3 separate regions of the Homo sapiens genome follow, and all the other regions are linked to region 3. Evidence: chromatin loops called from intact Hi-C (ENCODE). Cell type or tissue: PC-3. All regions are shown on one strand. Each heading gives the region's core, and the rest is flanking DNA. Links, peaks and the distances in the headings are about the cores only. Region 1 holds the start of SATB1 (SATB homeobox 1). Region 2 has its middle 260 kb from the start of KCNH8. Region 3 holds the start of LOC105376978 (a long non-coding RNA gene).

The links. Peaks named below come from ENCODE experiments on the same cell type or tissue, not always from the same donor. Only the 100,000 strongest peaks of a DNase experiment are listed, where the experiment ranks them.
Region 1: it touches region 3 in a loop (9-fold over the local background); 6 of 110 quality-filtered maps call a loop at or near these places.
Region 2: a loop joins it to region 3, with 10 times the contacts of the local background. A loop is called at or near these places in 7 of 110 quality-filtered maps.

Annotation. Positions count from the first base shown.
Region 1 is chr3:18,421,537-18,431,994 of GRCh38, reverse strand. It overlaps SATB1 (SATB homeobox 1), which reads left to right and starts at 6,656. Exons shown (of 11, transcript NM_002971.6): 1 at 6,656-8,368. In PC-3, for the core only: no CTCF peak of the experiment used is centred there; a DNase peak (open chromatin) is centred at 8,454; H3K4me3 peaks cover 3,373 bases.
Region 2 is chr3:18,882,997-18,893,454 of GRCh38, reverse strand. No RefSeq gene overlaps it. Among named protein-coding and RNA genes, the nearest start is that of KCNH8, 260 kb to the left of the region's middle. In PC-3, for the core only: a CTCF peak has its summit at 4,895; no DNase peak of the experiment used is centred there; H3K27me3 peaks cover 852 bases.
Region 3 is chr3:18,982,913-18,993,370 of GRCh38, reverse strand. All of the region lies in intron 1 of LOC107986066 (a long non-coding RNA gene), which reads right to left. It overlaps LOC105376978 (a long non-coding RNA gene), which reads left to right and starts at 3,379. Exons shown (of 4, transcript XR_001740610.2): 1 at 3,379-3,460; 2 at 8,064-8,163; 3 at 9,690-9,821; 4 at 9,934-10,026. In PC-3, for the core only: CTCF peaks have their summits at 4,358 and 4,560 (motif pointing right); DNase peaks (open chromatin) are centred at 4,560 and 5,180; H3K4me3 peaks cover 982 bases; H3K27ac peaks cover 336 bases.

The DNA of each region.
Region 1 (10,458 bases), core at 773-8,772, 560 kb after region 3:
TGTACTTCCATGTATAATTTTGTGGTTAGTCACTTAATGTCTATCATGATAAATAACATACCTGCACAGGATTTCTGGCACCCCAGTAAATCTCAAACAAGTGCCCAAATGCTAGTTTATTATGGTTCCTCAAATAGCATGTATTTATTTGCCAAATCAATGATCCAGTAGCTTCCTGCCCCCACTTTTATTGCCTTTTTAGAAATTTGAAACAAGTAGCTTGCCCACATATACATTTCTCAAATTTTGGTCTACTGCTGGTTCATACAACAGGTTAGCTTTTCCAAGTGACTCCAGGAGTGAGTTAAAAACCACCTCAGAGATGTCCTGAGTATTTGATTCTCTGTCTCTAAAACATCACCTAACCTGGTAGATGCCAAACCTGGCTGTATATGAGAATCACCTTGAGAGCTTTAAAAAACTGAATGTCTTCTCCTCATCCTCAGCCATTCTGATTTAATTGCAGTGGGGTTCAGCCTGGACATCTGGATTGTGATCTCAGTACCTGGTTTTACGTCCTAAGACTGTCAAAGGGAATGCAGAAATATATACATGAGTAAACCTTCAAGATGCTTAGAGTCTTGCAGTTTGGAGAGGCAGACATATAGATAGATATGAAATGTCACATTGCATTCAGGCAGTGTGATGGAGCATGGAGAAGGAAATAACTAACAACTGGAGAAGGCTTCGGACTGACAAGGGGAAATCAAGCTGCACGTTAAAGAAGATAGCAGAAAGGAGGTCCTCAAGTGAGAAGGGACATGAAGGGCACTCCACGAGCTACAGGAAAAAAATGAGGCATCTTTGTGGACTCTAGGGCAATTTCAAGAATCCTTCCTTCTTCTTACTCGATTTTGGATCTGGGTCCAGATAAAGGTACCAATTTTGGTGGAATTATTACCACCGTGCCCTGTCAAATAAGTGATCCATACTGACATCCATGGAAGGAAAGGTAGCTAAAAGATTTTTTTCCAATGAAGTTCCCAATGAAACAGTATTGTTTCTGAGTAAAAGGCCCAGATATCCTGTCGGTTTCCAGAAGCCAGCTGCAATGGCTGCTCGTTTTCCCTCTCCAGATCTCCCAAAACAAACATAAACATTGGGTTTTTTCCCCCTCAACTATAATGACCTTTGTCTATTAAAACTGTATCATGAATTACCACTCTGTATTTACATCTATGCCAAGTAATTAGGGAAATAACTTTTGATCGCTATCATTCTAGCTAAAACTGAAACTCAACTTCTTAGGGGAAGAAAACAAAACCAAAAAATCCTTAAACCCTATATTTAGAGTTCATTATCATCACTCCTTTAACTCGCCTGCAACATTTTGAAGCTTTTTGCCATTATTCTCTGCAGTGCATCATTATTTGTTATCTGGATGCCCTCCCAGTTCGAGTAGGTATCTACATTAATGCTTCCAGAGAGGCATTTCTAAGGGTAGCTATGCTTATATAATATAGGTACAGGGGTAAGGGTGGGAATGACTGTGATTTTTAACTTCACCTATGAGATACTTAAATGTTCACGGAAAGCAGCTTTTGGAGTAAACACATTACTTAAAATGTATTACAGAACCCTTTCAAGTACAGACATGTCTAGAAAGTTCTTAAATTTGTATTTAGCAGTATACAGGTATCATTTCCTGCAACTTTACAGATCTACAGGCTAATTCTAAAATGGAAAATTATCTTGACTCAGATGTCATTGGAATGTCTGAAAGCCATTTAGCACCTCTAAGACTCCTCCTGGCCAGGTCTTGGATTCCCTTAGTTGTCTTTTAAAGGAGTTCTCTAGGGTAAGCACTGTCCAATGGAACTTTCTGCAGTGAGGAAGTGTTCTGTAATCTACACTGTCCGCTATTAGAGTATTAGTCACATGGGGCTATTGAGCACCTGAAATGTGAATGAGGAATTAAATCATAAATTTCATTTAAATTAATTCAAATTTAAATGATATAGCCACCTTCTTCAATGTTCCCTCTTCCTACAATCACTTTAAAAAACTGTCAATGCAATTTGTAGTGGAAATTGGTTGCAAGTGACACTGTGAGCTTTTGTTCCCATTTATTCATTTATAATATAAATATTACAAGGACACTGTATAAATTCCTAGTAATATGGCAGTGAGCAAGACACCCAGTCTCTGCTCTCATAGGGCTTACAGTCTAGTAAGGGAGACATGTATTAAGCCAGTAATTACCCAAATTGTTAATTAATTAAGACTGTGATGACTGTTTCAAAGGAGAAATACAAGATTCTGTGAGGGTATATAATGGGGGCCAGAACTTCTTGCATAATTAGTCAGAGAGTTTAATCAGAGTTCTAATTATTAACTAGACAAGAAAAGCATGAGGCAGCTTCCTTTCCCCAAGTTCAAGGCTGGGTCAGGTTGGCTGCAGGAGGCACAGCTCTCAGAGTAGGGCAGCTAGCATGTGCCATGCCATGACCTCCAAAGAAGTGGGATCTGTTTAAGACGTAGGATCTTAATCTGATTAAGCTCTGTGCATACAAATACTGCAAACTTCTGAACTTGAACAAGTAGATTGTTTCCCAAACTGTATGCAGTTGTAATGATGTCGGTCACAGATAATATGTGAGAAGAAGCGTGCAATGTTTACAGGATATTGCATTTCTTCTCCAATATATATTTTGACAAAGTTGTTTGGGCTGCAGCCCCAGCTTCTTCCTCCCTGCTCTTTCAAATTGGTATTTGGTCCATTCAGGAAACGATGCAGAAATCGGTCCTGACATCCCAGACAGACAAAATGAGACACATGACAGCAAAACATATGGCTCAGACACACATCCTTATATGGCCAACAGAGAACCATATTCCCAGAAATTCATATATGGAAAACACCACCTGCAGCTAAAGCCAAAAAACAAAGAGTTGACACGACAAAAAGAGCAATATGCTACATAAATTGTGCTGCTTTAAGAGTGTAGAGATAGCCAACTGTATTTGAATTTAAAAAGATGAAAAAAGAAAAAAAAACATGTCCTTAGAAAGTGTTATGGTGGTAAGCATTGCTTTGCTAACACAGTCACTGGCGGAGTTGCTATATCTTAAAAGCACTCGAATTCTAAATGCTTTCTCTGTTTATTACAAATGTATGTGCTATTCAGAACTCTGAATGTGTTTTAATGCGTTCGGATATCTGCCTGCATATTTATCTTAATACATTGCCATCTGAAACATGCAGTAGTCCTTTCATTAAGTTTTTAAAAATTTTGTGTGTAGCCAGGATAATGCCTTCTCATGTGATAGAAAATTGATGCACTCTGTTTTAAATGTGCATCCACATGTTAAATAGTTCATGTATTTGAATTGCAATATTTTATGTTCCTGAGGTTTTCTATTTTGATGGCCAGACTTATAAAGTTTAACTTTCTTCAATACTTGCATGCATCATTATTGCTTAATATAAGATCCCTGTATTGAAGTTTTTTCCTCCTGCCGTGATAGTTTATGTTCACATATGCCTAGGAAGGTGGTATTTTCTTAATTATTGCTATTATTTGAATACTTGTCCTCTCCAAAACTCATGTTGAAATTTAATCCCCAATGTGGCAATACTGAGAGGTGGGGCCTTTAAGAGGTGTTTGGATCATGTGGGCTTTGCTCTTGTGAATGGATTAATCCATTCGTGGATTAATGGGTTAATGGATTAATGGGTTATCATGGGAGTGGGACTGTTGGCTTTGTAAGAAAAGGAAGAGAGCCCTGAGCTAGCATACTCAAGCCCCTTGCCATGTAATATCCAGTGCCACCACAGGACTCTGCAGAGAACTCCCACTAGGAAGAAGGCCCTCACCAGATGAGGCCCCTCCACCTGGAATTTCTCAGCCTCCACAGTGTAAGAAATAAATTCCTTTTCTTTATAAATTACCCAATTTCAGGTATTCTGTTATAAGGAACAGAAAACAGACTAAGACAAATTTCTTTCTTTTTTTGTTATTTATTTTTATCTGGCTTTACACTGGCCAATACTCAGTGGCTTATAATGAAATATTCTAAAGGGTAGTTAATATATAGTAATTAATTTCATCAGTGATGTATACCACTAGTACATTAACCTCTATGTGCCATTTTACTTATGTCATTTCTTATAGTTCTGGAATAAAAAATGTGCTTGAGGGAAAGTTTATTGTGCTATATTGTTATTCATTATAATATAGTCATTCTTAGATGCCTTTATGCTCATTTATTCTGTTTATCATTTTCCAAGGCCATGTCAGTCCTTATTACATACTTTCATGTTTTGTGTTTTTGAATAGATTTGTGACTCAGATAAAAGGTGCTATTCAAATTTAAGGATTGCTGTATTAATTCCCATATTATATTAGCATTCACCAGGTCATTAGGAGGGTAAAACATTCAGATGGCATTTTGTCTTATTTATTTCTGTAAAATGATGTAATAAGCATGTTTACAATATTTTATTTCAGTCTATCTTAATATTGATATTTCCCGTGATCTTTGTTTAGTGGTGTTTTCTCTTAGTTTAAATTTTATTTTGCCCAACAGCTTTCTTTTCTTTTATAAAAAACATTCAGCTTGAGGTGACATTGCCTGGCTAAATTACATTTGTGTGTGTGTGGACCACTATAATTTTTCTTTATTTTTAAATGTTGCTATTGTTTGTAAATTTGTACAACAAGGCACTAGAGTGCACAGTCCCTACTGAAAACAAGGCAGGTTTCAGGGAAACATGTCAGGCATTACTAGTTTGAAGCAACTATTAAAGTATCCATATTGGAAATTTCAAATTTAACCTACCATATTTCTATTTCTTATACTTTAGCTAACATATCTTCCTTCAGATTTCCCCACATTTTAACTTTTAAAAATTTACTATCATTTGGGCTTTTTACTAAAAATTTGCCTTAAATTTCTTTTCCTATTTTTGATGCTGTGTTTTCTGTTTATCACATGTTCATTCTTTTGCTCAAGGCTTGGGTTTGTGTGCCAAGATTCACGGTTGCCTTCCCAGATTTGGCTAACCTTTCTGGTTTGTGGGTGAAACGTGGGTGCTATTAGAGTGATATATTTTCATTTTGTTTCTCCTAAACTTACTCTCCCCTAGGAGGCCATCATTTCCTACACTTTTCTGCTTTACCTTTTGGCTTTTCTTTAGATTTGTAATGTAAACAGTGTGCCTAAGAGTGTATTGGTGGCTTTACAGAGCTTAATTTGCAAATTTCCCTTTTATCTCAGTACTTGTGCTAACTTGTTGCTTTTTTATGTGTAACAAAATGTTTATCTGACTGATTTTTCTCTTTTCCCTACCAGCAAATTCTGAAAAATAATTCTTGTTTTTTGTTAATGATTAACTGCCTTCAGGGTGCTAAAATGGTAGAACTAAAACCTAAGCGATAAATGAGGCATTTCTATTTTGGGTTACATTGTAATATTCTTTATTTTTACATGAACTATATTTAATAGATTGTCTAAATAATAGGATCATACTTATGTGGTAATGACCATTTATCTAACTGGGTAACCTACCCTAGATTACAGCAGAAGTGTTTATTGCTACAACAGATGTATTTACCAACCCAAACTTTCCTCTTTTGCCTAGCGTAAATTATTTGAAGAATGATGGCATCTTTTCCTTTATAATAACAAGTCAGGTCTCTTTCAAGTGACCCAAATTTTGTTTAACTCGGCCACGTATTTCTTCTTCCAAAGTATTCTATGGCTCAGAAGTGAGGGCGATTTGAACCAACGTCTGACTAGTACAGAACGCTCTTACTCAGTTCTTTCTAATGTTGGCTCCTCATAGTTTAAGGACCACCCTCCTTAGAGGATAAACATTCCGAGCGTTTCGAGGCTCCTGGCCTTTATTGCTGTACACGTTTCTGCACCCTCCGCGCTTCCCCGGAGAGAACTGCCTTCCGTCTGTACCCCTCCAGCCACTTCCTGATGGCTCCCTACCTCATTCCTCAGCGCCTGTCACCTGCGTACCCGCGCCCTTCTCCCACGGGGCCGGTGCGTCTCCCTGTCCCCCCACCTCGCCTGTCCCTCTGCGACGCTCCAGGCGTACTCCTTTTTGTGGCTTTTGTGGCGTGTGGGTGGTTGGTTAGTTTTCTCCCCTGGCCCTCGCCCCCTCCTCCCCGTCATTTTCCTTCCCCCCGCCCCCCGTGCCCGTCCTGCCCGTCCTGCCCCTCCTCCCTCCCACTCACACACCTGCCCCTGCCGCCCGCGCGCCGCGCGCTCCCCTCCCCGCTCCGGCGGACGCTGCCAGGGAAGCCCCCTCTCCTCCTCCCCTCTGCGCCCTCCCTGGCGCGTCTGGCGGCGGCCGGCGCTAGCCCTCGCACAGCGCCCTGTTATTCTGGGTATTGTGTGTAATAAATGTCGGGCCGCCTCACTCTAATCAAGCTCATTACAAATTCTTGCGCGCCCGGGGCCGGAAATCGTGCGCTCCCCCCATTCCCTCACTCATTCACTAGTTACTTGTCTTTCGGCTTTTTAACTCGCCGCCCCCGCCCCCTCCCCCAATCCCGGCCCTCCAGCCCGGGTTTTAATCCCCATCCCTTTTCCGCCCGCTCCGTGCACCCTGCCCCCCCACGCCGCCTTCCTCCTCGGCTCCGCACCCCCTTCCTCCTCTCCTCCCCCCTCCTCCTCCTCCGCCGCCGCCGCCGCCGCCGCCACTTTCTCGCTCGCTCCCGTTCCCCGGACGCGGCGGATGAGCCGGCCCCGCTGGGGAAGGCTCCGGGCGGCGGCGGGCGGCCGGGAGGAGGCTGCGTGCTCGGGGCTGGGGCTGCGAGCGGGGTGATTTTGTATTAAAATGAGGAGGAGGAAGAAGAGGCACCCACAGCGGCAGCGGCGGCGGCGGCGGCAGCAGCAGCAGGAGCAGCGGCGGAGAGGGCTGCAGCCCGGGCGGACGCGCGGAGCCGAGCGGGGCACGGCGGCGGCAGCGACAGCGGCCGGGATGAGTCAACTAATAATTTAATGGGGGCAGAGACGGCAGCGAGGGGTAGAGCTAGCGAGGGAGAGAGCGAGAGAAGCAGCCCCGTCCGGGGACTCGCGCTCACACTCACGCACACACACAAACACACACACACCTCTCCCTGTGCCACCCAGCAACACCCGGCCTCGTCACAACAACAACAGCCGCGGCCGCCCTCTATCCTGCCCGGGGGCCCAGCCGAAAGCCAGGGCGACTCTAGAGGACGCTGCCCGCCCCCCTCTTTCATTTCGGGAAACTCCTGATCAGTTTTGTCGGGGTTTCTGGGTTTCTTTTCCCCCAAAGTCCTAGTGCCATTGTGGTGCTCGTTGTTTACCTCGGACTCTGGACGAGTGAGAGCTTGGCGACTTTTTGGGGGGAGGGGGCGGGGAGTTTGTCGCTGCCTAGGCGGTGGAGGTGGCTGGGGGTGCCTTCTGATCTTCCTCCTCCTCCCCCTCCCCCCGAACCTCTTCTCTCCTCACTTGCTGGGACCCCAGACGCTCACAGCCCCGCGTCAATGGGCAGGGAGAGGGTCCTTGCGGCTGTTGTCAGCGAGGGCAGAATCAAAAGTGGCATTTTAGTGCCTTTCCGGGGCTTTTCTCGCGACCCCCTGCCCCCCACCCTCGCTGTCCCCCGCTAGATGCCCTCGTTGGGGGTGCGAGGCTGTGGGGAAAAGTTTAAGGTTTGTTAATATTAGTCGCGATTGTTGGCGAGGGGGGTGGGGGTGATTGGAAGGGAGGCGAGGTGGCCTTCCCAATGCGCGTTATTCGGGGTTATTGAAGAATAATATTGCAAGTGACAGCCAGAAGTAGACTTTCTGTCCTCACACCGAAGAACCCGAGTGAGCAGGAGGGAGGGAGAGACGCGAAGAGACCTTTTTTCCTTTTTGGAGACCTTGTCCGCAGTGATTTTTTTTTTTTTAAGAGAATCCTCAGTCACCACGTCGTTTCCCCAGCACCATCACAGTGTACAGCTCATAACGGGTTTTGCTTTGTTTTTACGATTTCCCCCCAACGAATCACTTGTCAGATCAATTTTATCTTCTTCCTCCTCCCTGCTTCCCACTCTCCCCTCCTCCCCATCGCAAACCCTGTTCTCTGAGGTTAGACATTTTACAAACCCCTATATGTTGGTTTTCGAATTGTGATTTTTTTTTTAAACCCCTTTCTCATGGCTACTCTTCTAGACGTTTATTTCTGCCCTTCCCCCGCTTAGGGGGGCGGGGGTAGGGGAAAGGAAAATAATACAATTTCAGGGGAAGTCGCCTTCAGGTCTGCTGCTTTTTTATTTTTTTTTTTTTAATTAAAAAAAAAAAGGACATAGAAAACATCAGTCTTGAACTTCTCTTCAAGAACCCGGGCTGCAAAGGAAATCTCCTTTGTTTTTGTTATTTATGTGCTGTCAAGTTTTGAAGTGGTGAGTTTCAGGTCGGTTTTGCTAATTTCACTCAGTAAAACTGCAGTGTTTCTGTTTCTAGATAGTACTTTGCTTCTTTGTCTCTTTAAAAGGTCACAGTGAAAGCTTGGCCTGGATCGTGCCGGCCATATGGAATGGATAAGGGCACAATCTTAAAATGTGATTATGGGGTTGTGTGGGGGCGAAGGAGGCGATCCAGCTAGAAACTCATTGAAAAGGATCTCGCTTTGCAAAAAATCGGTTCCTAAAAAACTAGAATTTCGAGATTTTCTTTCCTTTTAAAGGAAATAATTGTTGTTACTGAGTTCACTGTTTTATTCAGTAATTATCATATATGGTCTTAGTTTATGGGCAGATAAATGGGATTTTCAGAAAGTAGCTTGCTTTCTGTGTGGCAACCAGACATTGCACTAAAATGGGTTGTAACGTGTAACTCAAAAGAAACTCTTCAGCCTGGCATCTGTTGAGACCATAGTTAGTTCCTGCTGCTGTCATCCAAGCAGGCCTGTTGGAGGTTGCTCTTTTCAATCCCAAACTGAGGTTTGGTGAACTTTAGCCCGGGCATAGAGTTAAAATGAGTAAATTGGGTGTTTTATGCGCATTTAATTTTGGTTTGTAATGTAAAGCTTTTTACACCACGACTTAGTGTTTAATAGATGCTTATAGGTGGGTATTCAAAGGACAGTTTTTCATGACCTATATGATACTTTAGATTGTCAATACATTAAATTATAATGTATCACTTTCATTTGCTGTACAGTTTCTAGTGTTGTTAAGCCTCATGATTACTTAATATGTTTTATAGCATTAACTTTGATGCTGTTGTCTACACCCCCTCCCTTTTTTTCCTCTTAAATTGCCCCAAGGGCTAAAGATTTTTCTTTTCAAATCATATGTTTTAAAATTCATCTTCTGCTCTAGGATGAGGCAACCAATTTCAGAAAAAGCTCTGTGTTATCCACATGAAACGTTATAAAGAGTGTTTTGAATAAGTTAATAATCATCTCTTTCTAATTTTGGCTTTAGACTGCAGTTTAATATAATGGAAAAGAGTAATCTTGCTAAAAAGTGGTTTAAAAAGGCACATTTATTGTTAATGAACCTCATAACCAAAAACAGATGGGACCTCTATCAACGGTAAACCTTTAGTTCTCAGTGTGCCACTCTGGAGTACAAAGATAAATAGCCATTAATTTTTCTCAAACTTTATAGTTCTTCAATTGGCATTCTTAAGGTTGCTTTTAAACTTCCAGATTAACATTGCTGCCCCCCTTTTCTTGATTATATGGTAAGAAGTAGGCTATGGTTAAACAGAAGAAAAAATATTTACAGAAAAGCCATGCTAATACAAACTGGCTTTCAACAAATCCAGATTTAAATAGCTCCAGTGTAAGAATTTACAACAAAAACAAGCTATATCAAATTACTAGACAGCTAGGAAAAATGGTAATTATTCTCTCTGGTTTTCCTAAATATGATCCCCTTAGTTTCATAAGCTCAATACTTCAAATACCATCAAAGTTCATAAAATAATTCTACTTACCTGTTCTTATCAATTCTAATTAAAACTATACTTTAAAAATGACTTTGATATTGTCTAATCACTTTACTATAAATGATGGGAAAATTGATGTCTAATATATAACTGAAAATAATTATCTGTTAATTTTTTTGAAGTTAATTACAATGTTAATGCCATTGCATGCTGAGGTTATTTCTGAATACTGGATATTTTGTTTTACCAGTATCATCAAGGTTTTTTGTTTGTGTTTTTTTTTTTTTTAATTGAGCTTGGCACTTCAACCTAATGTGCATATCACGAAGTGTATTCAATTTTTTAAAAATATTTATTGTTAACAGCCCTCTATTACTAATGGACACCTAAATACTGACTCTAAAACACATGAGTTTTAATGCATCAGTACGTTGGATATTTGAAAACCCTTCACTTCTTCCTGTTTCTTTAGGGGTAAACTGATCCAATCACATCTTTGGCCCAAAACTTGACTAGGTCTGTCACATAACTCTTGGAACTTTGATAGTAGAAAACTTTTTCTATGCATTAATTTACAAAAGCCAATGGGGAGTTT
Region 2 (10,458 bases), core at 1,106-9,105, 100 kb after region 3:
TATGGCCTGAACTCCAGCCAAACCTTGAATCTAACTTATTTTACATAGTTCACCACTTTCTTTTTCATGGAAAATTCTGTTAGCCAATCTATTCCTATCCTAAAAACCTGGTAATCTGAAATTATGCTTTATGCCCAGGACTCTTAATTAAAATAATAAAATCTCAATATTTCATGTATTCTGTATGTTACTAGGATCCCTGAAAGACCTGGAAAGTTTTAGTATTGATCAAATATGAGCGTGCTTGGTTTTGTCTGTTTCTGAAATTTAGATCTCTTTATTTTTTAGTGCATTTTTATTCACTCACCAGTATGAAAATATCGTGTGCTTTTCTTTGAAGCTATAAAAAAATTAATATGGAATCCCCCCAACCTCACTATGCTAATATTCTAGGAAGTATGGTCCTCAGAGACCATCTGAGGCTGGCTGCTACTGCTGCTGATACTGGTAAATTGAAAAGCAAAACACCAATGACATAGTGAAAAAGCATGGGCAAGTTTACATCAGACTTCACTCTTCCTGCTGTAATGCACTTCTTTCAACACATAATAGTGACTGATCTGGGTGATCTTTTTCACTTAGGGAAAAAAAAATTTCTAAGCTCATTTTATCAGCTCCAGAGTTTCATGTATATAAAACAGAGAATTATATATGTGACAGGGCTCAATACTGGGACTAAGACATTTCCAAGCCTGAAATGAAAAACATACAGTTTTCAGGCAATTTTAGCTTTTTGTAAATTGTCCTCTCAAGCTGATGAACCCCAACCCACAGCTTCCTAGCTTTCTGCCGTCAATTGTAGTGAAATCATTGTCAATTAATCAACTGGAAGAGCAAACACCTGCCCAATTTATTATTATTTTTTTACAGGTAATTAGGGGGTCCAATAAAGCAGCAGGAGCAGATACATTTTCGGGTAAAAGCATATGTCAAAACCTGCATGCTTCTAAGCAATCCCACACCAGAGAGAGAGAGGGAGAGGGAGAGGGAGAGAGAGAGAGAGAGAGGGGGAGAGAGAGAGAGAGACAAAAGAATATATCTCTTTTGACAACAAAAAGCCACAGATATTCTGAAATGTGGAACAAAGAGGCTTGTCAAACAATGATCTTTATTGCCCAGGATCCCAGCACCTGCAAGCATATGTAAAATGTTCAAAGGAACATATGTGAGAGATATATGTAGGTCACTGTGTTTGTGTAGGTGGCACAGGTACTGTTGGCCTGAGGATAGACAATGAGCCCATATCTACCAGTTTTATGTATATTTAGTCAGCAGACAACAGAGATGGACCCTAAACTTTGCCTCTTCTCCACCAAAAGAGAGAGAGAGAGAGAGAGCGAGGGAGAGAGAAGCAGCCGGGTGGCAGAAGCCCATGTACACTTGCACAAAACAGGTGGTGTTCTAGTTAGGATGCCATATTTGCTATTTAGGGTTCCTGTGATCTCTGGAAGGATGGGTAAGCTATAGGGTGCGTAGGAAGAAGCTACACAAAGCATCCATAGCACTCCAAGCCTACAGGCTCCGTGTGACCTGGCACTCCACATACGAAGATGGGTTATCTCAGCAAGCCTGCTACAGCGTCTCTGTGAAATTTGGGTTACCACATTTAGCTGTGGGATTGCAGCACATAATACCACAGATAGGAGATAATGCCTCAGGCGTGTGGCTGGTGCAAAGTAAGCATCACAAGACTAATTATGGTAGATTTAGGGGTTGGGGGAGATGGAGGTGAGGCAGGACGTGAAATGGGTAATGAGATGTGGCTTGTGGCTTGCTAGTGTCTGTCATGGCATACCCTCTCCCACAGCCTGGTACCCCCACCTACACTATCAAACCAAAACAAAGCTATAAAATGTCATTCTGTGCTGCCATCTTCTTTCTGAGGCAGACAACAATAAATCAGAATTTATCTTCCTCAATAGGAGTCCAACAGCACATTAAAAATGCAGAATTTATTTTTTATTTGACTTTTAACTGTCCTTGTTGAGGCTGAAATGGCAAGTTAAAATCTTCTTTTTGATGTCACTGCATGAATTTTTTCTTTAATGATTCAGTGTTCATTGCTTTGAGTGGCCAGAAGCTCTCAAGATATTTATGAAGCAAGTTGTCACCTCTTGGCACCTCACCAAAACTTTGTTTTTTTGTTTTTTTTTTTTAACATTTTTGTTAGTGAGCTTTATTTCTCACTATATTTTTGTTCAATAATCTCTCCAACCCTGGTACCAGTCCTGGATAAATCTGGTTGAATTCAGAATAACACTGAACTGCAGTGATACTTCTTGCTAGCTCAACTGTCTCAGGGTTTGAACCTGTTAACATTTCCCATCTCCCAGTGTTTCCTTCCGATTTACAAAAACCATTTGAATACTATATCAACTCAGAAGGGTAATTTCACTCACCTTTCAATTTCTCATGAAAAAAATTGCTTATCATAATCTTTGCCCAACACATATAATAGGGTTTTTATGAAGCTCAAATGTAAAAAGGTATTTTTCACATGTAATTGGAGTATTTTCAGTGTGTTGGATTGCCATATCTCCTCTTTCTCTCGGGTAAAACTCTACTTGATCTCGGAAAAATGCACAACAATGAGATTTGGAGCATGTAAGAGACATAATAAGTTGTCCAGGAAGTCTTAAAATATATTCTGAAAACTACTATGTATGGTAGTCATTAGTACTGTTCTCAAATTATTTTGGGATCTCTGCCTTTTGGGCATATGTTGGGATTACATTTCCTGTCCTCTTGTGTGTGGATGAAACCATATGACTAGTTCTGCACAATTAATTGTGATCGGAAGTGCTGTGAGTCACCTCGGATTCAGAGCACCTAGAGGTTGGTGTTTGGGTGGAATATTCTTGAGCTTTCTGTTTTCCCTCTAGCACAGCAACTGGCCTGCTTCATATGATGGCTCTTCCTTCAGTTTTGGTCCGTGAACACAGCACTCCTGCTGATCCCTAAGGACATGCTGAACATGGATCATGATGTAAGAAACAGACAAATCTTTATTGAAATAAATTATTGACATCTGGGAGGCTCTTCATTACGTCAGTATAATATAGTCTACCTTGACTGTCGAACTAGTCCATTGGGAGTGAAATACATGTGGTTAACTAAAAGGGATGCAAGGCCAAGCAAGTTTGGGAGACGTTAACTTGAAGAAAACTAAATAGGTTACTTGGGTTCATTTGAATCCAATAATGGCTTGCGACTCTTCACAAGTCTATTGTAAATAAACCAAAATGTCCCTGATACAGTTCTTTTGGTTTAAAGATTATTCCAAAGGACTAATATATGCTAAGGAAAGCATGCCAACTCGCCACCACTTCACTAGCCTTTGTCTTCATGTGAAGACATTGGGACAGTTCCCCCTCCCCAGTAACACTAGCTCATGGCATGGTGCTGGTTTCAATGCTGTTCCAGGTTCTCTGCGATCCATTTGTCTGAGGAAGTCTACAAATTCATCTGTTCTTGAATGTTAGCTAGTTTTAAAGGAAAATGCTATTATATCTTGTATTATATCTTCTAGACAGAGTGGTGCTATTCTCTAAAAGGTGATGTATTTTTAAAAAAGGTAGACTGATATTTTTCTGGCTAATTTCTTTTATTTTTCTAATTAAAAAATACACTTCATTTATGAGAAAAAGTATATTACCATACATGCTACAAATAGAAGCCAAAACACCAAAGAAAGTAACTGCTAAAAGCTGGCTAATTGGAATGTAATATATTAGTTTCAAAAAGAACCCTCCACAACACACACACACACACACACGCACACACACACACACACACAGAGTCACATACATGCGCAGAATTCTGGCCTCACAGTTCTTTCTAAGGTTGTATCTGTGCTTCTTTATCTGGCAGTGTTTTTGCTGCACTTGAGAAACTGGAAAAATCTGTTCTAATGAAAACTAAAGGTGGTCACTCACATACAAAGTCAGTAACTTTGTTTTTGTTCATGATTTTTTAAATGTAGGCTGGTTGTATAGATGCCAACCTGACAGAGCATTCTGCCTGTCAATGGTGTGTTGTATTTGGAGAGGGTAATCAGAACTGAATTCTCAAAATGTTACACCTGATGCAAATCCAGGCTATTCTATTTCAAAGCTCTAGTTTATTATTAAAGTCACCTTGCATTTCTGGGGCTAATTTGGTCTGAAATGTCACCAGTTAGTGAAGAACCAGAATGTTTCCAAGCCTTAGGCTGCAGGTGGCTGAGATAAAAGTAAATCCTATACTATTAGAAGAAAGGAAGGAGGAGAATGGAAAAAGTGAAAAAATAAAATAAAATAAAAAGGAAGGAAGGAAAAAAGGAAGGGATAGAGAGAAAAAAAAGAGGAAAGAAAAAAATCTGCTCGTGTACTCATTTACTTTCTGAATTGACACATGAGCAGCACAGATCTTATCAGATAATACACACATTTAGAAATTCAGTCTGCACGTGTCTATGTTCCTACAGCCCATTCTGCCTAGCTAAAACAACATCTTTTTTTCCCCAAAAAATCTGTTTCCTTCTTACATAGTCCAAATGTTAGAATGTGGTTTGAATTCTTTTTTGAACATTAATTTAAACAGTATGGGAATAGATCAGCCCTTATAAGTCTAAATAAAACTTCCTTCGACATATATAATATGGTGTGCTTATTTGGAGGCTAATGAATTTGGAAAGAAAAAGTGGGAAAGAGTTAAATACAGAAAAGAGAAAGCTTCATAGAAGATTTTTTCTTATAAAAATTTAAAAATTTAATTGCTGCTTTTTTCCTATCCCAATCTATTTAGTAGAAATTTACAACAAAGCTTTAAACTGGTTTTCATGCCACCATTCCAAATGTTTGGATATTTTGACCTGAACAGAAAAATGCAAATAACACAGTGCCACTTAGTGGAAAGGGGGAAAAAATCACTGTGAATGAGGAAAAGAATCAACAGGCATCCAAATCGCCGTCGGGAATTACAGATACAAGTCATGTTTGACGTTCAGATGCTATGCCTTTTGATGGCTTTCAATCACATTAAACTCCTACTGCCACAACAATAAGTAAATTGTGTCACAGGTTATCACAACAAACATTTCCAAAACGAGCATGGAGGAATCCATTCAACACTGATTGTATAGAAACATTATAAACTCTATTTTCTCAAGGAGAGAAATTTTACTGACTTCTTAAGGTGAGACAGTCTCATAAACTGATGAAACCATATAATTTTTTGTAGCTTTATGAACTATAATCAGATACTTCTTCTGAATTCAACAGAGCAATTTTCTTCTCTGTGTTAAGGTGGAAGTCGTATTTGTAGGAAAGCTGGTAGATTACTCACTTCTGTAGATTTTGGGGACCTGAGAAAGTCAGTGGTGGGGCAGGACATTGTCTCTAGAGTTTCTGTTGAGTCAGGGGCCAGGGCCACCAATGTACTTTGAAGGCTGAATATTTTGTTTCCAGTAACAATTAAGGTCACTCTAAAGTGAAGATTTTTTTTAACTACTGTTGTGTTGTCCTTGGAATAAATTTTAGCATAGGTTTATGCATCTCTTTGTGAACCTATCATATGTTGTAATCAGCTACCAAGCAGCATTTCATTATTCTAATATTTTTCAAAATTCATAGCATGCATCACCAAAACGCTGACTCTATTTGTGTCTGTATAACTTGACACACCCTGTAAAGAGCATCGAGGCTCTCTTTCCCTCTCCCACTCCCTCCTGTTCTCTGTTGAAGTTAGAGCTTATTTATCCAGCTCTGAAGTGCTCTGAGATTCTGCTTCCTCCCACCACCTCTCATATTCCCAACACTTACATAAAAATGCTACCTATGGATGTTAGATTTTATTTTGATAACCCACCTGCCAGCACACACACTTTAACTCTCACCTAGGTAACTCAGAGCAGGATATATTCAAAATTCTACATTGTCCATTGGGCTAACTTGTGATCTTTTTGGGATGGGTAGTGCCAAATACTAATGGTTTTACAAAAAGTATTTGAGGCATCCCAGACAGTACTTCGGGAGTCAGCAAGGAATTAAATATGAACAGCATTCACAGCTCTTAATCAGAAGCTCTTTCTATAAGAAAAAAAGAGAAATTTAAAAAAATGTTCCTACATTACCTACAGTGTTGTTAATGTAACTTTCTATTTACATAATATGCAAAAAGGGCTGTCTGCAAACTGCAGTAATCTATATGGAATGAGGACAAAAGATACTGATTTCTCTAAAATGTTCTTGTTAAGGAATAATCAAGAAGTTAGAACCTCTAATCTTGCAGTCAAAGCAGAAGTTGGGGGGATTTTATTTTCTTTTTTTCATTTTTGCTCATGTATATATATTCACATGCACAGACGAGTACAGACAGATTTACAGATATCAAATATATCATCTTTAACATTCAGGAACTAAATTAAACTTCAAAGAAAAAGTTAAAGTTCCTGGTAAAGGAAACATTTATTCACTTTTGATTTAGCCTTAAGCATTTCCAACGAGTTTGCGCTGAGATTTCTGAGGAAAAGTTAAGTGTGTGTGTGTACTAATGTGTAAGATGGAGAGAGATGGAGGGGGCAGATGGGAAAGGGAGGAGTAAGGGAGGATAGACTAGACTAGACTAGACTAGACTAGACTAGACTAGATTAAACTAGAATGGAATGGAATGGACTGAAGAGAGGAGGGTAAGTGAAGAGAGGAGGAGAGGGAGAAGGATAAAAGGAAGAAAGTAAGGAGGAAAAGGTTATCGGATACTCTTTCTACTCTGGATGTCTGAGCTTTCTTTTTTTAAATCGACATGAGCTATATTTTACCATGAGTTAAAACACGGCCTGAGGAAGCTTCTGGAGAAGGAAATTCCAAGCAGGACGAGCTAAGAAAATGTCCAACTGCTTGTTGGTTCTGTCTTCTATCTCCACATGATGATAAGCAAGACTCTGGTTGACATCAATTGTCAAGAGATAACACATAGAGAAAACCGTCTCTAAGGCAACACGACACCAAACTAGCAAGGGATGACTAGATGAAAAATCAACATCTGGAATTGCACTTGCAAACAAACAAGCAGCTAGTACACAACCCCATTGGGATTGCTTTGTAAACTGCTGCATTGTACACCAGTATGAGCTTCCCAGATTGAGCATAGCAGGACTCAAATGAGCTCAGAGTCCTGACAGTCCATTGGATGTCTTATTACTTCCATGTCCTTAGAGTCCAAAAACTTCAATAAGTCAAACTGCACATAAAGGGCATGGGAGGTGCTAAAATTCGTTACAAAATAATTTTCACCTTACAGAGTCTTCATAGGGGTCAAATGAGATCATCTCTGTATAAAATCTTAACCAACTGTGACTAGTAACCCCATGGGGCCATTTTGAGATTTCCTTTTCTGAGGCCGATAATTTTTTTTTTCTGGGAGGATTTCTTTATTTCGCACTTACACCCAACACTCTCAGATGTCTTGGGGCCCCATGAGGGCTAAGGAGGAGGTGCAGAGTCAGCTCTTGGGGAGGCCCCACTCTCAGGGAAGGGAATACACTGGCGGCCGCATCCATCCCCCGATGGAGGGACCCGTGTTGCTCCAACAGAAAGTGCCAGAGATGCAGAAGTGGCCTCTAAGGCCCTGTGGGAGGGGGCCATGTGGTGACCCAGGGACCCCAGGCCCAGCCCAGCTGAGCTGGCAGGAGCTGCCGTTGGGTGAGCAGGTGGGGGTCTTCTCAGGCCCAGTGCCCACTGGCCCTTCTGAGCCACCTGGGCTGGGCCAGAGGTCCTCTGAGGCCAGTGAGAGGACGACCCCCACTGCATTTGCACTTTGTGGCAGACTGGGGCTGAGTATCTCTGAAAATTGTTCACTTCAGAACTATTGGTGCCATATTTGGTGGTTTAGGGTGATGAGTCTTTTTGCAAAATTTTTATAAAGATTCTGGAGAAAATCCAAGTCTCCCTTCAGGATAAAATGGAGCTTTATTTGAGGAACCTGTGTGGGGGTGGAGTGCCCTTCTCAAGTTTCTCAATAGAACATCATACCTACCATCAACTAGTTAGGTTTCTAAAGCATAATGCTCCCCTCAGTCAATAATCTAGAAGGTCAGCATTGAAAGGCCTTAAAATGAGCTCTTTCTCTGTGCAGGTGCTGTTTTTATACTTTGCATGTATTTTATTTAATCTTATTGAATATACTGTAGAGAGGTTATGTACTACTATCACTCCCATTTCACAGATGAGGAAATTGAGTCTTAATTTGATACACTTATTTGTTCAAGATTACACAATTATTGATCCTGGAAGCCATAACTGCCAGAAGGTCAGATTCTAAAGCCCATGTTTTTATCCACTTGTCAAAATAGTTTATCTTTACCTTTTCCCCTCTAGATTCTATCAAAAGCTTTGCCAGAAAAAATAATGCCATTGGAAATTAGAATGTAAGAGAGAAATAATATGTTGCAGGAATAATGCAAATTAAAGAATATTTGTATAGTATGATATTTATAAAAATAAAGCTCAATGTTTATATATGTGTAAGGGGTTGAGAAAAACATTGAAGACAATCTGAAGGAATGGATACATAACAAATTTAAATGGTGGTATGGGGACATATCAGTAGGAATGCAATTTAATTTTATTTTTATTTTTTTACATAAACATGTACCATTTGCTGTAAAAATAGTATAAATAAAAGTGTGTGTTACACAACACTTTTGAAATTTTTCTAAATTCTATATGCAGATGAACTTAAACCAAGGGAAAATTATTTGAAATCAGAGTATGTGCTCTTTGTTCCTTCATACTAATTTAATGCTAAATCCTCAGCTTCTACCACAGTAATCACAAGAAAGAGTTGTCTGCTTTCCCTATAGAGCGATTGTCAGGACATTATTTATCATGTACCTCTCTGACTTGTGTTACATTCCATACATTTATTAGAACTTAGCCAGGAAAACCTATATTTCCCCTGAAGAATTAATATGCCTTCTTTTTTCAGTTAATATAGAGGATAGACCAACCATCATATTTTCTTTATGCACAGATGCTAGACAGCTTAGCTAAATTTGCTCCTTCATTAGAACTGTATTGATCTTTATGCTCAGTTTAATCATTTCTTTCATTTCCCCACAGAACTAGTTTCCTCTTTTGCTTTCGTACTCTTTGTGGATATATACTTGAACCCTGAACAGCACAGGGGTTAGGGGCACCCACTCCTCCCACAGCTGAAAATCTATGTATAACTTTTAATTCCCCCCAAACTTAACTAGTAATAGCCTACTGTTGATGAGAAGCTTTATCAATAACATAAACTGTTGATTAATACATATTTTGTATGTTACACGTATTATGTATTGTACTCTTACAATAAAGTAAGGAAGAGAAAAAAATGTTATTAAGAAAATCAAAAGGAAAAGAAAATACATTTACAGTACTGTACTGTATTTATCAATACTGTAAATTTATATCATCTGTTTGAAATGACAAGCAACCTCAACTGCAGACCTCAGTCTATGGTGCATATCAAGCAACTCAACTTTTTCTTATAATGTCATGACTTTTCTCTGCTTCTTGGGAGAACTTCAAGCATCATTAGTTGCACTTCATGTGGGTCCCATAGTGTTATTAAAGGGTTAAAGTATTGCACTAAACATGATGAAAAATACAGGAGAACGGGGGAGATCACTTATTGCTACACACAACTTACTGGAGAGAGGAACTGCTCACATTGAGATAACTAGCATCGGTGGTTGGATACTTGCAACACTGAATTCACCACAATAGCAACAGGAGATGGCTACAAAATGTTTATAGTAGTACACTATGTACTACAGTTAATTTTATGCAGTTGTGACTTAATACTCATCTTTGCTGTTGTTTACACTTCTCTTGATTTCTAATGACACCATGTAAGATCTGTTTGTATGTTTATGTTTTGATACATTTTAACTTTTTATAATGGATTTGTATATATTTTATGAAGGTAAATGATAAAATAGACTAGTATCTACATATATTTTATACATTCATGACTTACCTAACTTTTTCTTAATTTTTTTGATATTTCTAGGCTATAAGGTTTTCCTGAAAATTGTCACAAGTCTCCAAAAAATTTTCCAATATATTTATTTTTAAAAGTCTGCATAAAAGTGAATCCATGCAGTCTAACCTCAGGTTATTTAAGAGTCAATTGCGTATTCTTTGTCCTAAGTTTCTTCAAATCACATTTCAAAAGAGGCACTGTATAAAGTACTTAGTAGTAAACTACAATAGTCATACAGCTTGGAGGTGGAACAGTGAAACTGTCTAAAAAGAAAGAAATGACTTTTAATATAAGTTTTATTTATAGAAAAAAGTAATGTAACAAAACATGTTATATTACCTTTGGGTAAAAGCAAATAGAAAAATACAAAGAACTGGAAAAATTATGTTTATCTATGACAAACTTGGTAGGGTAATAGATGGAGAATCACAGGAGCTCTGTATTTGTACA
Region 3 (10,458 bases), core at 974-8,973:
TTCAGGGGCTCAATAGCCACATGTGGCTAATGGCTACTGCTGGATTGTGCAGCTATGGAATATTTCCATCATTGTAGAGAGTTCTGTTGGACCATACTGACAATAACATTGCCATCAAACCCTAACAATAATGAAAGAAAAACAGCAAATGCACCACATACTTAAAAACATTCAGTTGTCTGTTCTACTAGGGCTTTAAACTCAAAGAAATCCAAGATACCTAGTTTAAGTGTGTGTCAACCTTTTGAAACAATTATAGCCTTATTTTTTTCCAGTTGTTTTGTTGTTTCTCCCTGCCCCCTTCCCTATTTTAAATATCTTTCTGATGGAGTTACATTCCATATGTAACATTGTTACAGGTGCAAAATTGTTTCTTTTAATTCTGAATGCGGTTGCACATGTGCAGCAACAGCACTGAAGGCCAACACACTATTACTGTGCATCCAGGCCTCTCTCTCACAGTCTGTGGGTCAACAACATTCTTCTTTGCTTGCTAATGCTTTATTGTCTCTTAGTATACATTGGAATAATAATGGTAATTTATGCAGATATTTTGTATGCATAGCAAATAATGAGAAACACCTGCAGAAATTTCCCTCCTTCTCTGAGTTCAGCAACTAATTATATTTTTAAATAATGGCTACCATTGAACACAATTATCCAAATCACTTTAAGTAATGGAATCTTTTTAAGGTGTTTTTGAAAATTTTAGCACAGTTTTTAAACACTCATTTTTATCTAGATGATGGGAGAAAAAAAAGGCTAGTGGGCGGCTTACTCACCCAAAAAGCAGTTTCTGCCAAGAGTAGATCAGTCCGGAATATTCCTCTGGGCCCAGTCTTTGCTCCAGAGGTTATGACCAGCTGATGAAAACCAGGTTTTCCAAAGAGCTTACCTTCTTGATTTTGGTGCCTCGCTCTTCTTCCCTTTCTTCCTTTCTTAATGTAATATAAAAATAATTAGATTGCCTCTAAAAATTCTCTGTTTTAAAAGCACAAATTGCCACATGATTTTCCCTTCTGTCAATTTAATAGTTTGAGTGGGAAAAGCACTGGCTGGCAAGTCAGAAGACCTAGATGTTTTGTCTTCCTAGGTCTCAATTTCCTGTTCCATACATTTGGAAAGCTGAGACAGATAAATTCCTAACACCTTTCTAATGCTAAAATCTGCAACCCCATGACAGCCACAGATCTTTGTATCATAGCACACCAGGAATCAGGTTTAGCAAAGAGAATCTGAAAAATAAAAGTGGTTAACCAAGAGCAAGGCCAATAAAAAATACATATTTTCCTCTCCATATTGAAACTTCAGGTTGTGTTCTTAATTAGAGCAAAGTTCCAGTAACTTGATGTATATATGTGTAATGTGTGTGTGCATATTTACATATGTGTGTACATATCTGGGGATTGGAAGTTAAACCCTCAATACACACACACACACATACACACATACACACATATATATAAATACACATATGTAAATAGAGAGAACAATTTGGAGAATTTACATCTTCCTTTTAGGCACTGTGCCATTGCCAGCATGATGATCAATTTCCCTTCCTAACATTCCTAACCCCCCTTCTATGTGCCTACCAGGAGTTATTGCTCCGTGGAAGGAAAAACCAGCTCGTGCATAAATCATATATTTTTCTGTCAGATTTGGGTTCATTTGGTCAACTGGCATTTATGGAGTGCTCCTTAAAAAATGAATAAGTAGTAAGAATTCCTGACCTCATGGAGTTTACAATCTGGAGATGGAGGTAAGTGTAGTATCAATAAAATTCAAAATAAAACAGATGAAAATAAAATAATGAATAGGAGCTTAGATGAAACAACTGTTCATTTTTACATGGGAAATCAAGAAGAATCTCTTGAAAGAGGTAAATTTGACCAGGACTCTAAAGAACAACAAATAGTGAGCTTGTGCATTCCAGATTTTGGTCTATAGACTAGCACTACTGTATATTGAAGTTTAGCTGATCTAATTGATAAAAGCATAAAGAAGAAAAAGAAGAAAAATGAGATAAATGTGATGATTTTTAAAAACTAAATATAGCTAATGGAAAAGGATGTCTTTTTTTTTTCTTTCTGAGATTATGTTCTACCTGTTCTTTTTTTGCTAAAGTCTCTTTATTAAACAATGGTCAGAATATAAGGTAATCCTCAGGATTTCTTTCACCTTTTTTTGGCAAAATATTAATAAAAAGCTGGCAAATAAGTGTCAGTCTCAAAGCCTGAATATTTGGTTGACATTTTACTGGATCATTAAATTCTGGTTTCCTCTGTGTTACAGTTCCCCTATTTCCTTCTTTGTTTTGCTAACTTCCAAGTGCCTCTGTGATTTCCTAAGAGAATGAAGGAGGAAGGTAAGGAGCCAATTGGCTTTTTAGGTTTTATTTTTCCTGTGCAAGTGAATTACATTGATAATCTCATCAAGAAAGAGAGAAACAGACAAACAGAGAGGGAGAGAGACAGAAGCAGAGACAAAAAGTGAGCAAATGCAAGGAGCAATTAACAGTTTGATGGTACAGATCATATAAAAAAACGAGTTGATGGACATTTTTAATACCCACAAGAGGGTAATCAATCACTACACATTTGTGGAGGAACATCTCCTGGTCATTGTTTCATTTAATCATGTCTTTTTTTTTTTTTTTTTGAGATAGAGCTGAAGTGCAGTGGTATGATCTTGGCTCACTGCAACCTCCGCCTCCCAGGTTCAAGCGATTCTCATGCCTCAGCACGTGCGCATCACCACGCCTGGCTAATTTTTGTATCCTTTCTTTCGGTAGAGACGGGGTGTCACCATGTTGTCCAAGCTGGTCTCGAACTCCAGACCTCAGGTGATCCGCCTGCCTAGGCCTCTCAAAGTGCTGGGATTACAGGCGTGAGCCACTACCCCCAGCCTAGTCTTATACATTTTTAATGAACAAAAGAAAGGGAAAAAGTCCAAGGGAAATAATTATAGTGGATTCCGCATTAAATCCACAGGAAGCTTCAGAGCAGACCTGGGTTGAATCTGACAAAAGGAAATGCATGTGCAAAGGTGCCTCCCAAGCCCAGTCGTGGTAGAAAGTGGCATCAGAGAACCAAAATGGGAAATAACTTTGCTTTTTAAGCTCACTATTTTAAGGGGGGAAAAATCATTCTTAATTTTGGAATCTGCTGAAACTTAAGTTGATGCTAGTCCTATTTCCTTAATACATAACCTTCCTCTCTTATGAGAGCTTTTGATGTGACTCATCTTGCAGGTGAATAGTGAAAAATTAACTGCCTGTGTTTTTATTAACAATAGAAAGGTGTGCACTTCTAAACAAAATGGAGGCTCATGAGCAAAACATGCGGAGCTGCCCTGGCAATGAAGTGAAGAGACTTGTAACTTGGTGCCTGAGCCTGTGCTAAATGAGGGAGGGAACGGAAGGAGTTCATTTGGAATCAGAAGACTAAGTGATATGTTGTCGGTAATTATATTATCGCCATACTCTTGCTTCTTGACGACTAGCTCTCTATCACCCTCCTTCGACACACAGAAATCATGTCCGTTTCCATCCCGAACCTCATTTTCCATGTTAAACTTCCAAATAAATAAACTCTGTGGTGAATGAGAAATATTGTGGCTTGAAAATGGCTTGACAAGTACGAATGCTTTCATTCTTTCAAAAGGATCCTTAAAGTAAAATTGAAAGTTGGCATTTTTATTACTCAGAATTTTGAAGTGTACTGAAACACATCGCATCCGACTTGCGTGGATGGTTGCAATCTTTTGTAGATACAGTCATATGACCTTGGTGCAGATTCTTGTCTCTGTTACTAACGACACTTTACTTTTACATTAAACACAGTCTTAAGAAAAAAAAAATCTACTTAAGGGACATGTCTGTTGCTGTTCTGAACATAGCTTAACACAGACAGAAAGTATTTGTGGGCTGTTTACAGTTGCGGTGTCAGAAGAATGCTCTTTATTTACAGTAATTCGGAGAGTGTAAGATGGTGGCCCCTGGGGAAATCTGACTCAAAATAAATTTCTAAAAGCATATATCAAAGATGCTTGGAAAGATCATCTTAGAGGAGCTGGTTAATTGTAAGATTTTTACCCCCTCTCAGATGATCTTTGAGGATAAAATCTGAAAGGACAAGCATAATCTAGATTTAATTGTACACTTAGGATGTTCCTTTAGGAAATCATTTATATTTTTAATAGTGAAGTTATACATTTATTTCTAAAGCTACAGAGACAGCCTAAACTGCCTTTTTTCCAACATACACTTCAACATATTCAAAAATGTCCCAAAATGTGGACTCTATCCCCTATAGGAGAGTATTTTTCTGATACCACCAGGAAATAAGCATCAGGATGCTTTGCTATTCTTTCACCCCAAACACCAAAACTTACACCTTACTGAAAATAAATCAGAAAGACTTGAGAGTTCTGGGAATGCCTCTAAATACAAGGTGCAAGTAGATTACTACAGTATGCTTGTCAAAATCTGTTTTATAGTCACGAGATTTTTACTTTCCTCCTTTCCTAAATCGCACTATTGAAGCATAGCCACAAGAGGGAACCATTGTTTAAATGTTGGAAGGACTGGGTTGGTTTGAGGCATTCATCCAGCTCAAATCTCTCTTTAATATAAGAACCTGGTCAAAAGGGTTGAACAAAAAAAGTGAAAAAACACATGCAATCATCGATTCGGTTCTTTTAGATAGCTAAACTATTTCTGCTTTTAAACATACAAATAATCAAAGATGTTCCTAGGGCTGTAACCTGGCAACAGAAACCAAAGACCAGAGTCAAACACCTAATAGAAATTCATGTAATAAAGAAAGCACTGGTGAGTTTTTATTTTTCCATTGGTTCTAGCTTGCCTAAGAATGAGGCAAACTTTTTTGATGCAAACAGAAAATATTGAAACATTAGGAAACAAAGACAAATCTAAGCCTTTAAGCTCAAAGTGTTGCCTATCAAATAGCAAATTGTAACAATGATTGGTAACCGGAGAAGGGGAACATATGTTGTAAAGACTTCTTGCTCACTGCGTTGTGAACCAGCACAATTGTGAAATTCAGACTAATGCGATAAAAGACATATAGAATGGCTTCTTTGAGGTTGCACGGCACCAGGCTGGCACAGGTCCAGTTTCTGCACCAACAGAACTGCAAAACAAACTGGAAAATATTTGATGCCAGTAGGGCTTTTATAGGAAAACAGATGACGGCTGAGATTATTAATCCTGACAGTTTCCTGATTTATTAGGACGTGTCATCCTCTCTTTTTGTATAATTTGGCAAATGATCATAGTATTAGACTTAGTGGAGGCAGAGCTAAAGGTTTCCGCCCATCCTTTAACAGTGGCAGCAGGTATAAAGCAATATGGATTGGGTTTAGGCAAGAAGTGGACGAAATGAATTTTCAGTTACATATTGTCATTTGAGGAACACTGAGTGAATTTTCAGTTACATATTGTCATTTGAGGAACACTAAGTTGGTGTTTTTTTTCTTTTTTTTTTAACGACTGTCAACCTAGATACAGCTATGTAACTAAAATGCATTAATTAACTCTGAGAAATATACCTTCTGTTTATTTAATAAATCCAAAGTAAAGGTGACTAAATTTAAAACCCAGGTCTCTAGCAATTAAGAACAAATGTTACTGTTTACCATGCAAGCAATGAGAAACAAAGAAAACAGTCAGAAAATAGTAGTAATCTTTGAAAGCCATTCCTCTAAATTGTTATATGCTACAAAATGAAACACATGGAATTTCTCACTCTGAATCATTCATGCAAAAATCACTAAAACAATCTTGAGTGACTTCATAGTAAATTCAAGAAAGAAAACACTTGATATATTTTATTAGTGATCTCCTTCACAAAGATATTTTTATATTCTATTTTTATAATCCCCTGCATTTAAAATAACTGCAACAGAAATTAAGTCTCAATCAAAGTGTATCACAACTAAAGATATTTCCAATGAAACAATATTATCTCCAATACAGTTTTATCAAACTATAAAAAACTGAACTTAAAATGCTACAATTGAACACTTTTTTTATTAAGAAAAATCATGCCTGCACCTATATTTCAAGACTGACATATTGTGCAATAAACAGCAATCAGTCTAAAGATGCTATATTAAACAAACCAAGTTTTGTTTTGCTAAACTAAGCAAAATTAGTTGAATGCCCTAAGTAATAGTTGCTGGTATTTTTTTCTAAATTATTTCTCCACTTGTTTTTGTGTCTATGCATAAATTAAAAATCTGCTGAAATTTATTATTCATCTGAGATGTAATTAATATGCAAAATTATGCAAATTAAGATGCAATTAGGCTTCAATTCTCTAGTGGAATTTTCCATTATAATTTAATACAAAGTAATAGAGTAATTGGTGTCACGTGTAATTACGGTTACTCACGTGTACTTGCAGACGTGCAAATGATGTGGTATATGTTAGTTATCCTATGCAAATGGATCATGCAATCTCTTAATACTTGGGAATGAAGTAAACAAAGATGGTCTTCAAAAAACGGGTGAGAGGGACCCCTCTTTCTTCTTATGTGCTACCATTTTGAGGAACTATGTGAATAATTGTAACTAATTTCCTTGCAGTTATTTCTAAGAATTTTTAAAGTGGTGTTATGCAGTGCATTGTTTATTACTCTAGAGAAATTATTTCTGGTAAAAAAATGAATCTTTAAACAGAGACCTAATAGTGATTCAGATGCCACATAGGTGCACCCAGGATGACAGCAAGCAAACAAAAACTGTGTCTATCAGGGCAAAGGCTGTTTTTGTATCAGGCTGAAAAGGTCTCTTCTCTAAAAGAAATAACATAGCCAGCTTTGCCAAATAAATCATTTAACAATTTTCTGTTATTTCCTGATTATGAAGTTGACCAATTTGCTTTGCAACCTCTGCAGAAGCCAGACAGTTTGATTTTTAAAACCAAAATTTCTTCCCTCCTAATATGTAAAATTCCAGGAGAATTCAGTGTCATTTCTTTCTGAATGAATAAAGCAATAAGTAAATTGAACTATATAATTCTCTTCGTCAGTAACTCTGCCATTTGGTTCAAGGGACTCATCTGCTAACTACCGTGTTTCTCCTTGTGCCTTTCTAGAGAAATGAAAAGAACGGCTCTCCCATGCGCTTGTCCTGAGCCTGGAGCTGCTGCTTATAATTTCTCCATGAGAAATGATTGCTGCTTGTTTTAAAACACCCATGCTGTGTTGAATCTTGCACAGAAAACATTATGATCTCGACACTTTCCTTCTCATAACTGAAGCACACACTTTAAGACGAGTATTTTATATTCTCAGCTCCAATTAACCTGAAGTGTTTCTCTTCCCTATGTCTCCCCCCACCCCCACACCCTTCACCTGAGTCTATCCTTCTACCCTTTGTAACAGACAGATTTTGTTTTTTCCAGGAGGGGATGTGTGATATACTCTATTATAATTAATAAGTGTGGGCACTGGCAGACAGGAAGGGGCATGATATAAAGTAGTAGATAAGCAGCTTCACGCTTTCTCCACTATATTCCTACTTTCTATCCCTTTTCCTCCACCCACTGTGGATGGTTATTTGAAATAACAGGCATGGATAAGAGAAAAGAAAAGCTACCATTTGTCTCTCAGGCTATACCCTTTTGTAGCCCCACCCATTCATCCATATGTGGCTTTCCCATTCATTCCAGTAATAATACCAATTACTATGCAGGCAGGGCCATTCTTATTCACATTTGCAGCTCACTGTGGACATTTATGCTACACTCTGAGCAACATTCATAACTTCAACAACATCGATTATACAGCTGTTGTACAATCATTGTAAATGAAATATACAATGCCTTATTCAGCTCTCTGAATCATTTGTGATCCTTGGATGTGGGGCAGGAGGGAGGTAGCTTGCTCCCTCTGCCTTACTTTTCTCTGGCACTGACCTCATTTTCTAAGTCCAGATACTTTCAGGAGCTTAGGATAAGAAGAGACCAACAGGCCAATTTGTAAATAAGAACCAAAAAAGCTGAAGCAGTGTTTCTTTTTTTTTTTTTTTCTGACAGGAGGGACTTTGGAATCCAGTTTAATGGAAAAAGGAGGCCCCTGAGTCTTCAGCGTCACAAACAATGACTGTTCCTGGACTTGTGTGACCACACATCCCAGGTCAGACAAATGGACCTTGACGCAAGCTTTCTGAGATCACCCAACCAGAATGTCCAATGCAGGCATATGCTTCTCTCTTTGAGCTATTTTCTCTCTTTCCTCATCAACTTTTCTCCTCTGTTCTCAACAGGTTACATTTATTGGCCAAAACCAATATTACGTATCTGTATTTTCTTCTTTGATGAAATTTTTAAATTTGGTCTGCCTTTTCCAAACGGATCTAATTCATGAATCTTTTGATGTTCCTTTCTTTCCCCAATTTTGGTTCTTTCAAACCTCAGACTCAGATAGCTGAATTGACATACACAAGATGCTGTACACATGACCATCCATTCACCCATGTACACAGTCACATACAATGATTGCAAGTCAAATTATGTTTGTTTTACAGATAAAAAGGTCAATGCCTTAAAGAAGGCCATATAGATAATATATGATGGAGCTGAGACTTAAGTAAAAAGACTAGCCTTTTTCTCTATAAAAATTTATTTTTATTTATCAAACATTTTGATATTTCTTTAAAGCTTTTCAAATAAACTTTTTTACATTTTATCAACTAGGAAAATCAAAAATATCTTCTAATTAATAAAATTTTGACAGTCATTCTCAGAAAAACAGCAGTGATTATGTAGCTGTTGATGTTTGTATATGCACAAACATTTTTTGTTGTTATTCTTGGTGAGTGGCTGAACAATTGAAATCCTTTGAATGTTTAGTCAACAATCTTTAACTTAAGGACCATTTAAAGAAACAACACAAGTCTTTCTGTTTGAAAATTCTCCATTGACATCTTCTAGTAAGATCAAGAAAGTGCCAACATGAAAACTCTTGTTATGGTTTCAGTGACTTAGAAAAAATTCCAGGAGACAATGGGGAGCACTCTTTTAACTGCTACATCACCAGTGCTGCTAATAGCACCAACAATAATACTGTGTTTAAATCACAATGGAAAACTAATTCATGTCAGGCTAATAATGTGGGGAGGTTTTAAGAATACAAACCAAATTATTTCACTTAGTATTTCTTACACACACACACACACACACACACACAGACACACATATATGCCCATGAGTGACATATGATAAAAATTACTGTGAAAATAACTCTGAAAGAGCTGTTTAAATAATTATAAAACAACAATTCCGAGTGATAAGAAAGCATTGTGTCATAGGTTAATTAGCAGCCATCTTTTCGTTCTTAGGGGCACATAAAAAAACGATGCATCTTATATTCAGTGGTGTCTTAGAAACATGGAAATATATTAGAAACTCATTTCATCTCATAAACATTGTAGGAGGTTGGTGCTATTTGTTTCACTTTATATGTTAAGGACTGAGGAACAGAACTAACTCATGTGAGGTTACATATCTAGTACATCCTGGAGCAAAAATTGGAACCCAGATAATTTGACTAGAGTTCCTGCTTACACTGGACCAAATCTGGCCTATAGACAGAATCTGTTCAGTTTAGACATTGATTTTTTTTTCTCTCAAGTTATTATTACTTTGCTGTTTTTGTTATAGGCACTTAAAATTGGGAAATTTGGGGGAAGCAAGATGGCCAAATAGAACAATCCAGCAATTCTTCCCATGCAGTAATACCAAATTTAACAACTATCCCCACAAGAAAGCATCTTCATAAGATACAAAAATCAGGTAAGCGATCACGTTACCTGGTTCTAACATTATATCAAGGGAAGAGGCACTGAAGTGGGCAGGAAGGACAGTCTTGCATTGCCTACACCACTCTGTCCTCATCTTTTGACAGCTCATGAAGAGAGAATCTGTATGCTTGGGTGAGGGAGAGAGACATGATTGTGGGAACTGGTATTGAAACTCAGTCCTGCCCTGTCACAGTGGAACACAGCACAGGGCAGAATTTGTCCAGTGACCATGGAAGAAGCATTTAAACCAGTCCCAGCCAGAGGGTACTCCTCCACTCCAGTGGCAAGAACCCGAGTTCTGCCTAGCCCCACCACCAGAAACTAAAGTGCCATGGAGTCCTGAATAAATATTAAAGGCAGTCCACAAGGACTGCAGAACTTTGGCAAGTCCTTGTGCTGCACTGGGCTCAGAGCCAGTGGACTTGGGGTGAATGTGACCCAGTGAGACACCAGATGGGGTGGCCAACGGAGTTCCTGTATCACCCCTCCTCCAACCCCAGGAAGTGCAGCTCAGGGAAAGACTCCTTCTGCCTGAGGATAGTAGAGTAAAGAGTAAAAGAGTAAAGAGGACTTTGTCTTGCAACTTGGATGCAAGCTTAGCCACAATAAATAAGGCAGCAAGCACCTGA